2 separate regions of the Homo sapiens genome follow, and region 1 is linked to region 2. A link is an interaction called in ENCODE POLR2A ChIA-PET data of the cell type or tissue named here. Cell type or tissue: B cell. All regions are shown on one strand. Each heading gives the region's core, and the rest is flanking DNA. Links, peaks and the distances in the headings are about the cores only.

Region 1 (5,377 bases), core at 327-5,326, 65 kb before region 2:
GGATTATAGGTGTGCGCCACCACGCCAGGCTAATTTTTGTATTTTTAGTAGAGATGGGGTTTCACCATATTGGCCAGGCTGGTCTCAAACTCCTGGACTCAAGTAATTCTCCTGCCTTGGCCTCCCAAAGTGCTGGGATTACAGGCATGAGCCACCGCACCTGGCCTGCGACTTCATTTGGACCCTGAGGCCTGGAGTGCCTCGTCTGAATGCTTCTCAGTGGGGAGCCGTGGAAGGGTTTTGGGACAGGAACAATCTGTGTGTTGAAAGGACACTTTGGGTTCAAATGGAGGATGACAGGACAGGGAGAGGCCCAAGTCAGGGAGGCCCAGGAGCAGACTGTTGGAGGAGTCTTGGCCAGGCCAGCTGTGACTCCAGCTCAGCCAGCCCAGGTTCCTCCAAGACCTCCCCCTCAGACTCTGGAGGGCCATCTTCTCATAAGTGCTCGGGACGCTTCCTGCCTTCCCACCCTTCCTTTCAGACCTGCTTCCTGCTTGGCCTCCAAGCCTATTCTTCCTCTTACCTTCTCCCATTATCTCTGACTTCAGAATGTTTGCTTTGGCTCCCACTGTCTCCCCTCTGCTCTCTCCTGCGGTTAGTGTTGGATACTCAGCAAAATCTCTCCTTCCTACAAGCCAGCGCAGACCCATCGGGGCAGGGATTGTCTTCTTTCTACTTTAAGTAAACGGAATTGGAGCAACCTTGGCCTTGGAAGACAGACTTTGTCTTCTAACGACTTTCCTTCAAAACCACAAATGCATTTTGTCTCGACTTGAGGTGGTTCTTGCCTCTCATCTCAGCAACCTCAGGGTGAGCGTGAAGCAGCCTCTGGCAGCCTGAAGATTTCACAGCGGATGCTGTGCTTTTGTGAAAAGTCGATTTCTCTGCAAACCAGCCGAGAGGGCAAAGATAGTGCAGTGCTCCTTCCATTCAACAGACGTCTATGAGCCAGGCCTTGAGCTGTGTTGTGGGGAGTCGCTGAATAAGGTGTCTGCTCTCCAGGCCCGCATGGGCTGATAGGGAAGATGAACAAGGAGACTGTCCACAGGAAAAGCTTGTACAAAGTACCCTGTGGTCTCAGTGGAGGTGCAATGCCGTCCACACTGACCTTGCATTTGCATGTGGCACCAGAGCTGTGCCACCTTGGGGAAGCTATTGAACCGCTCCCTGCCTCAGTTTCCTCACCTATGAAATAAGCATAATGAGGGTTCTTCTCTTCTAGGTTTGATGTGGGGATTACACAAGGCACATGGGAAGTGCTTAGCATGGAATCTGGAGAAGGAAATGCTCGCTATTCTCTCTTTTAAAAACATTCTCCCAGCACTTTGGAGGCGGAGGCGGGCAGATCGCTTGAGGTCAGGAGTTCAAGATCAGCCTGGCCAACATGGTGAAACCCTGTCTCTACTAAAATACAAAAATTAGCCGGGCGTGTTGGTGGGTGCCTGTAGTCCCAGCTACGCAGGAAACTAAGGCAGGAGAATCGCTTGAACCCGGGAGGCGGAAGTTGCAGTGAGCTGAGATCGCACCACTGCACGACAGCCCGGGTGACAGAGCAAGACTTTGTCTCAAAAACAAAAACAAACCATTCTCCTATCATTTAAATTCTTCCTTAAAGTGTACAATTCAGTGGTTTTTATTCTATTCATAAGGTTGTGCACCCATCATCACTATTTCCAGATCATTTTCAATACCCCAAAAGAAACCTTGTACCCATTAGCTGTCCCTTCCCCCAATTTCCCCTGCTCCTACTTTCTGTCTCTGTGGATTGGCCTATTCTGGCCAATCATAAAAATGGAATCATACAGTATGTGACCTTTCGTGCCTAGCTTCTGTTTTCAAGATTCTTCCATGTCATAACACTCATCAGTACTTCATTCTTTTTTATGGCTGAATAATATTCTATTATGTGGAAATACTGCATTTTGGTATCCGTTCATTGGTTGGTGGCTTTGGGTTATTTCCACTTTTTGACTACTGTGGATAACGCTGCTATGAACAGTCGTGTAAAAGTTTTTGTGTGAACATGTGTTTTCATTTCTGTTGGGTGTATACCTAGGAGTGCATCCGCTGGGCCATACAGGGATGCTATGTTTAACTTTTAGATGAACTGCCAGACTGTTTTCCAAAGTCACATACCTGCTTTTTTTTTTTTTTTTTTTTTTTTTTTTTTTTTTTTTTTTTGACAGGGTCTCACTCTGTTACCCAGGCTGGAGTGTGCAGTGGCACAATCACAGCTTACTGCAGCCTCAACTTCTTGGGTTCAAGCAATCCTCCAGCCTCAGTCTCCAGAGTGGCTGGGACTATAGGCGCACACCAACATGCCTGGCTAATTTTTGGTATTTTCTGTAGAGACAGGGTTTTGCCATGTTGTTCCAGCTGGTCTTGAACTTCTGAGTTCAAGAGATTCACCTGCCTTGGCCTCCCAAAGTGCTAGGATCGCAGCTACCGTGGCAGCTGACACCAGCTACTCTTGACTCTACTTCTCACAACACTTACCCACACACCAGTGCTCCACAGCCCCAACAGGAGCTGTTACAATGCCAAGACAGAAAGTGATGTACCTGAAGTCCCAGGCAAGTCAGTGGTAGACCAGGACTTGAGCCGAGAACTTTGGGGCCCAGATTCACCTTGCTGCCTTAGGCACCTGGATCTTTTTATTACACTCCAGATAGAGGAGATGTGGTATGAGCCATTGCCCCTGAGCATAGCAGCCCAGTGTCCAGCAGGTGAACAGAGAACACCCTGGCCTATCTGAGCCTCCCAGACACCAGAGGCCCTGAGTCCCCCTCCTCCACCTCTGTCAGCACACACAACCCCACATGGTCCCTGAGCCCCGGGACAAAGGACAATGGCAGATATGATCGAGAAATGGCTATGCTGTCCCAGATGGGTGGGTAGTGTTTCCGGGGTGGAGGGGAGCCCTGGGAAGCTGCCTTCCCAGCCTGCACTTCTCCTGCCAGGATTAGAGCCCAGCCTTGGATCCCTGCCTCCCTGGTGGAGGACCTAGCCCCATTCCTCACCCACACCAGACTCTCACCTTCTGTGACCTTCCTATTCACCCAGTTCCTTACCCAGACCAGCATCTTCTCACTGCAAGCTCTCAGGTCCCTCTGACGCTGTGTTAAAATGACCCTGAACTGAGATTTAACCTTGCTGAAACCCAGTTTTCTCATCTTTCCTGCCTATCCCACAGGGTGGTTATAAGAGCAGCACAGGGTAGGGATTAGGGGCATGAGGCTGGCAGTCAGACAAGGGTTGGTTTGAAACGAGGCACCACCACTTCCTTACTAGCTCTGTGACCTTGGACAACTCACTTTACTCCTCTGAGCCTCTCTTTCATACTCTGGGAAATGCAGATGCATATAAAGAGTACAGTAGCTGGCACAGAAAAAGGACTCAATGATAGCTACGGTTGTTATTTTTACAGAGTAAAGGAGATAGGCATGTAAAGTGCCAAGCATATAGCAGGTGCTTAGCACACAAGAACTATGGTTTTTATCATCCCCTGTCTTTGTGTGGGTGAGTGGCGCAGGGTTTGAGGGCCTGGGGGAGATGGCTTTGATTATTATCTGGAGCATCAATGCAACCGGAAGGTGAACTCCAAAGCACATGTAGACCAGTGGCCGGGGCAAGGGGAGCCACAGGGTGCGGGAAGCATTGAGACCGAGCCAAGGCTTCTGTAAGCTGAGCATGAAGAACAGAGTGACACCAGTTGAGTGGGAAAGTCTCCAGCGAATGCCAGAGGCAGGGGCTTCTGAAGGCCGCTGGGCTTTTAGGCACTCCAATACCTGCTTTGTAAGCAGCCAGATCTATTTAAAGAAACAGGGACTGAGCAGCCGCTTTGGGGATGCCTTAAGCTTCCTGGGCTGATAAGCCATATCCCAGCAGGCTTTGGCAGTAAGTGTCACACTACCGTGCAAGCAGACAGAAAGCTGAATGTAAGCTAGGAAGCCCAGCAGCCAGCAGAGATCATGGCAGACTTCCTGGAGGAGCTGGCTTTATAGAATGCCGGGGTAGCTATGGATAGGTCATTGATCTAGGAGGAAAGGAGGCACATAGGCAAGACTACAAAACTTGCTTCGGGGGAGGAATAAGAAGATGCATCTTCTTGAAAACAAATCAATACAATTTTTGTCTTATTCAAAGCGATGCATTTTCATTGTAAGAAATTTAGCCGGAGGGAGTCGTGAAAATACAGCTAAGAAAAGGAGAAAATGAAAAAAAAATCTCCTGTATTCTCAGTCGCTAGGGGTAATTAGTATGAACATTTTGGTGTGTTTTTCTTCCATTTTTAAAAAAAGCATATTACATATGTTTTTGTTTTTGTTTTTTGTTTTTGAGACAGGATCTCTCTGTCATCCAGGCTAGAGTGCAGTGGTGTGATCTTGGCTCACTGCAACCCCTGCCTCCTGGGTTCAAGCAATTCTCCTGCCTCAGCCTCCCAAGTAGGTGGGACTACAGGCACGTGTCACCACGCCCGGCTAATTTTTGTGTTTTTAGTAGAGACGGGGTTTCGCCATGTTGGCCAGGCTGGTCTTGAACTCCCAACCTCAAGTGATCTGCCTGCCTTGGCCTCCCAAAGTGCTGGGATTGCAGGTGTGAGCCACTGCAACCCGGCCTAAATATGTTAAAAAACAAAAACAAAAATGGACTCATGTAATATGGACTGTTTGTGACCTACTTTTTTTTTTTTTCCCCAGAGACAGAGTTTTACTCTGTCACCCAGGCCAGAGTGCAGTGCCGTAATAATAGCTCACTGCAGCCTCGAATGCCTAGGCTCAAGTGATCCTCCTGCCTCGGCCTCCCAAAGTACTGGGATTATAGGCATGTGCCACTGCACTAGGCCTGTTTGTGACCTACTTTTAAAAATGTATCATGAATTGTGTTCCCTGCCATTAAATATGCCTTTTCACTGCTACTTAATGACTTTATAGTATTCTCTTGTATGAATGGAACATAATTTATTTAAGTAATTTTCTATTCTTGGATACTTCAGTGGTTTCCAATTTTTTAGTATCGTAAGCATCTTCTTAAATGAATATCCTTGTAGCTGAAACTCTGTGCACATCCTTAATTATGTCCTTGGGATAAATTTCCAGAAAAGGAATTGCTAGGATAAAGGATATGCAGATTTTAAAGAATGTTGATATGTTATTGTCAAATTGCTCCCTAGAAGGCTTGTATGGATTTATTCTCTCACTAGCAGAATAGAGGGTGCTATTTTCTTAGCATTTGTACTACCATTGGCTATGGTCTTTTCTCATCGTGAATTTGATGCATTGAAGACCAGAATTCATGAATTCAAGTTTCCTGATGTGTAAAATGGAAATGATAATAATGATATGTACCATGGGTCTGTTGTGACAATCAAACCACA
Region 2 (5,377 bases), core at 241-5,240:
ATTTTAAATAAGAAATGCTAACGTTTACTGTTACTGCTGTGTGCTATGCACTTTGCTAAGCAGCTTTAAACTGTGGAGTTTTCTTTTCATTTAAACATCACAACAATTAAGTGAGGTGAGTCCTGCTTTTATTCTCATTTTACAGAGACAGAAAGGTTAAGTTCCGATCTCAAGGTTACACAGGTGGCAAGTGGTGGAGAAGGGATTTGAACCCAGGCAATCTGACTTTAGGGCCTATTCTCTTATCTACTATGCTTTAACACTCCCCTGAGGTAACACCTTTCTGGGAAACTGTCCTATTGAGAACTTTACTTTTTATGTGTTACCTTGTGTGAAGGCATTAAAAGCTTGTGCCTGTTTGGGATTTTATAGTTGCACCTTTCTCCCGCTGTAAGGGGTTTGCCATTGTATTACTTAAGTAACCCAGTTGCTGAAATAGAGCCCTGAAATACAATGGCTGAAACCCCAGAATTCAGCGCACAGTAGTTGAGAGCAGGTGTTCCACATCAGCATGTGGCTGTCCTTTATGCAGGCATTTGGGGACGTAGGTGAATGGGGACTGTATCATCTCGAATGCACAGCTTTCAAGGTTGTTCTTGTTGGAAGCACAGGGTAAGAAATTTTGTCTTAAGCAAGTGAGGTGAAAGTTGTACAAATATAATTTCTCCTCCCATTGCTGAAGGCTTAGTCTCATTGCCTCATCTAGCTGCAGGGGATTGGGAATTGGAGTGTTCTTTCTCTTTGCTGACACTAAGAGGTAAGGTGTCATTCTGTACTATTTTGAGTATTTCATCAGTGTTGAAATGTTCTTGGGAGTGCATTTTCAGTTACAGAATGTAAAGGTGAGAGCCTTGTCCTAGCTACAACTCTGTTATTTGGAAGAAACAGGGTGGATTTTGGTAGTTAGCAATTTTCTGCCGCAGCTGTAACACTGTAGATTTCAGTAGGAATGTTAGAATAGCTCACTGCTGTGGTTTGCAAAGTATTATTACACACATTCAACTCTTGCTTTTTTGTTGTTGTTATTGAGATGGAGTCTGGCTCTGTTGCCCAGGCTGGAGTGCAGAGGCTCAATCTCGGCTCTGTACTACAACCTCTGCCTCCTGGGTTCAAGTGATTCTCCTGCCTCAGCCTCCCGAGTAGCTGGAATTACAGGTGTGCGCCACCACGCCCAGCTAATTTTTGTATTTTTAGTAGAGACGGGGTTTTGCCATGTTGACCTGGCTGGTCTCGAACTCCTGAACGCAAGTGATCCGCCTGCCTCAGCCTCCCAAGGTGCTGGGATTACAGGCACGAGCCACTGTGCCTGGCCTCAACTGTTGCTTCTTATAAAGGTAAGTAGATAAAGTAAGTGATGGTATTCCCTTCGTAAAGGAGAAAATCGAGACATAGGTGGTTAAACATTGAATGAAACCAGCTAGAAAGTTGAAGAGCTGGGACTTAAATCCAGACATCATGGCTCCAGAGTCAGTGAAGTTTGTATGACACACTTTTTTTTTTTTTTTTAGAAAATCCTATTCAATTTTTATATTTACTGTGGTCACTACTCTTGTATCCTTTCTTAGGGTGTCTAATATCACCAATGTCCAATATACTATGCTGGCAAATTACTATCATTTGATGAGAATTATTGATAATTTGATGTCATTTTGAAGATTCAGAAAGTACGTTAAGAACTTGTATTGCCTCACTGTCATCATGATGTTCACAAATGACGCCATGTTTTAGATATGTCAGTTTATGTAATACCGGGTAGCAGAGATTTTACTCTCTTTAAAAATTATACTTTTATAGACTTGCTTACGGTAAAGTGACATGTAAAATGAGCAAATGAAATAGAAATAAAATAGGAAATAAAAATAGAAATTAAATATTGGGGCACTTAATGTTTTTTTCTTAGTAAGTAGCATGTATTGTGAAATACAGTGTTCATATAATTTCACCAATAATTTTGCTGTACTATGTGATAAAACCACTTTATACTATATGGTACTCAAGAAATTGGGAACATTTTCTACTTTAGAGCAGCTGGAGGAGTCCTTTCTCCTTGCTGACACTAGAAGGTAAGGTACCATTCCTCAGTATTTTGAGTATTTTTGTATTCAAAGTGTGTTGAAATGTTCTTGCTAGTGCATGTTAAGTTGTAGAGTTTGTGGTAATCTGATTTAGAGATTGGAAGCTGTGGACTATGACACATATTAAGTATTTGTGCAGATGGATTATTAATCAGAAAGTAAGATGGAGCCTTTTACACATTCCTATTTTAATAGAACAGGTAGCAAACTCATTCTGGTGTTCTTATTTTTGATTATTTTTCTTGGAAGTTTATTTTGCTGAGCGCTCTATTCCTAAATCATTTCAGAAGTGACTTTAGTATAGCTGAATTTTAATAGATAGAAATAACATGACTTCAATTTAATTTTCCATAGACTACCCTTTAGACATTCTTTACAGCTTCAGTTTTGCTATGAAAGGGAAGAGATCAGACAAAGAGTGCCATTCTTTTTGCATGTGGTTAATGACCAACCAATAGCTCTCTGGGATAACTTTTTTTTTTTTTTTTTTTTTTTTTTTTTTTTGCTGAACTTGTCTCTTCATCCAGATTCTACTTAGATTTTCAGTTGTCTTTGGGATAACTTTTTTTTTTTTTTTTTTCCTGAAGTTGCTCTTAGTTCATACAGATTTTAATTAGATTTTCAGTTGTCTGACAATCACAATAGAAATAAAAGTGGTTGTATCATAAATTCAGTGAAGTCTAACTGGGACTAGCATTCTTTCAGTGGTTTTGCAAGGATACAGTTATCTGTATCTCTGTAATCCATTATTTTAACATACACATATTGATTTATTTGCAAAATGAAAAAAAAAAACCTAAATTAAAAAAGGCTTATCCTTCAACTTCTGTAGCTTTGTGTTACCTACTTTTTAGAAAAGTTACATGCAAAATTTTGGCCTTCTACCACAGACAAGGAATGCTGGCAAGTGTGTTGTTAAAATTCTGTCATTGCCTCTTTATTTGCCTAAATTGATGGAAAAACACTTTCAGGTCATTTTAGTGAAGTTCAGTTTCAGTGGTTACATAAGGTATGTCATTTGAATACTGGTTGTAATGTGTTTCCGGTGTTCACTTGTATTTATAACCTGAATACCCAGTACCCCCCCCCCCCAAAAAAAAAGCCAGTTGAACAGATACAAAAAAAATTTTTTTAAACTTTTTTTTTATTTTTTGAGATGGAGTCTGTGTTGCCCAGGCTCAGCTGACTGCGACCTCTGCCTCCCAGGTTCAAGCGAGTCTCCTGCCTTGGCCTCCCAAGTAGCTGGGATAACAGGTGTGCACCCCCATGCCTGGCTAATTTTTGTATTTTTAGTAGAGGTAGGGTTTTACCATCTTGGCCAGGCTGGTCTTGAACTCCTGACCTCAAGTGATCTGCTTCCCTCAACTTCCCAATGTGCTGGGATTACAGGCATCAGCCACCTCGCTCGGCCTGAACAAATACAAAATGTTTATGCTGAGACTAGGCACTTTATATACTATTACTTTTGAAAAAACAAAACAAAACAGGATTTAAGACTACCAACTAGGATGGGAAGAACACTAGATTTTTAGTGATAAGTCCAGGTTTTGAGTCTGAGCCTTGCTACAAAGTTACTTGGTGGTCTTGGGCAGGATATTTTATCTCTTTGGGTCTTAGTTTTCTTTTTGGGAAGTAAGGATCCTGTACAGTATTAGTCTTTTTGACCAGTTTTAACAGTCTGTGATTCTCAGTTTTTTCTGTCTTGTGAAGAGAAACTTAACAGTATTAAAGTTGCCAGCTCTTTTTTTTTTTTGTCTTCTGAATAGTCTTGGTAACAGAAAACTGGTTTGAATTAGCCTATCTAATTTTAATGTTTTCCAAAACTAGTTTTAAAGGAGACATGAAATTAGAAGTATTTAGTTTTACTTCTTTTTTTTTTTTTTTTTTTGACACGGCGTCTCGCTCTGTCGCCCAGGCTGGAGTGCAGTGGTGTGATCTCTGCTCACCACAAACTCTGCCTCCCGGGTTCATGCCATTCTCCTGCCTCAGCCTCCTGAGTAGCTGGGACTACAGGCGCCCGCCACCACGCCTGGCTAATTTTTTTGTATTTTTAATAGAGACGGGATTTCACCGTATTAGCCAGGATGGTCTCAATCTCCTGACCTCGTGATCTGCCCGCCTTGGCCTCCCAAAGTGCTGGTATTACAGGCGTGAGCCACCGCGCCCGGCCTAGTTTTACATTTTAATTGTGCCTTGCTGTTGTCACTTTAAAAGAAGCATGTGAACTGAAAAGACAAAACACTTTGAAAATGTACTGTGCAATGAAAGGAGAGTCACCTATTATTAAAGTTCTTTGAATTCCCATTTCATGGCAGAGGGCAGTGAAATGAGCTAACATGAGCATGTTTATTTATGTAGACTTTCCCATGTAAATCAATGCAGATGTATTGCTGTTACATTTTTCTCCAAACATTTTATTATGAAAAAGCTTAAACATGCAAAAAGTTGGAAGAGTTGTATAGTGAACCTCCATATATTCTGCAATTAGTGCAGCCTATATTCTGCAATTAACATTATCTTTCATTAACTGTATCTTACATCTATGCATCTATTCACTCCACTATTTAACCTTCATTACATCTTACTTTTTGCTTCATTTCAAAATAAGCTGCAGACATCCTTACAGTTTACCCCTAAACATTTTGACATACATATAATTAGCTGGAGTTTGATACTTGTTAACACTTCTTAAAGTTCAAATTTATATACATAAGCCTGGCATAGGGGCTCAGGCCTGTAACCCTAATGACTCTTGGGAAGCTGATGCGGGAGGATTGTTTGAGGCCAGGGGTTTGAGACTAGCCTGGGCAACGTAGTGAGACCCCCCCATCTCTAAAAAAATAAAGAAATTAGCCAGATGTGGTGGTATGCGCCTGTAGTCCAGCTACTTGGGAAGCTGATGTGAGAGGATCACTTGAGCCCAGGAGTACTAGGCTGCCATGAGCTATGTTCACGCCACTGCACTCCCAGCATAGATGACAAAGCAAGACCCTGTCTTTAAAAAGGAGGAAAAAATTTACATACATAAAAATGTATAACTGTTAGTGTGCCATGGATGACAGTCATTAATTGAGCATCTGGCATTTTTCAGGGTCTTTGCTAGTCTTGCAGATAGAGAGATGAGTAAGACACAGTTTCTGCCTTCATGGTGCTAGTAGGATAAATAGAAGAGATGTCTAAAAACGTAGTGTTTTATTTGGAGCTTTTAGTTGCAAATAAGAATCAGCTGTCTTCTACAGATAATCGGTCTTCCTTACAGAACCTGAGGGCAGGAATTCAGTGGGGCTTTGGGAAGGGCTGGA

What was found. ChIA-PET counts read pairs that join two places held together with the same protein. Peaks named below come from ENCODE experiments on the same cell type or tissue, not always from the same donor. Only the 100,000 strongest peaks of a DNase experiment are listed, where the experiment ranks them.
Region 1: POLR2A ChIA-PET joins it to region 2 with 12 read pairs; 3 of 35 experiments call an interaction of 5 or more read pairs at or near these places.

Annotation. Positions count from the first base shown.
Region 1 is chr9:123,298,224-123,303,600 of GRCh38, reverse strand. No RefSeq gene overlaps it. Among named protein-coding and RNA genes, the nearest start is that of STRBP, 32 kb to the right of the region's middle. In B cell, for the core only: no CTCF peak of the experiment used is centred there; no DNase peak of the experiment used is centred there.
Region 2 is chr9:123,232,787-123,238,163 of GRCh38, reverse strand. It overlaps STRBP (spermatid perinuclear RNA binding protein), which reads left to right. Exons shown (of 19, transcript NM_018387.5): 2 at 1,198-1,334. Among named protein-coding and RNA genes, the nearest start is that of STRBP, 33 kb to the left of the region's middle. RefSeq lists an enhancer at 4,190-4,269. In B cell, for the core only: no CTCF peak of the experiment used is centred there; DNase peaks (open chromatin) are centred at 3,153, 3,503 and 3,863; H3K4me3 peaks cover 1,663 bases; H3K27ac peaks cover 3,870 bases.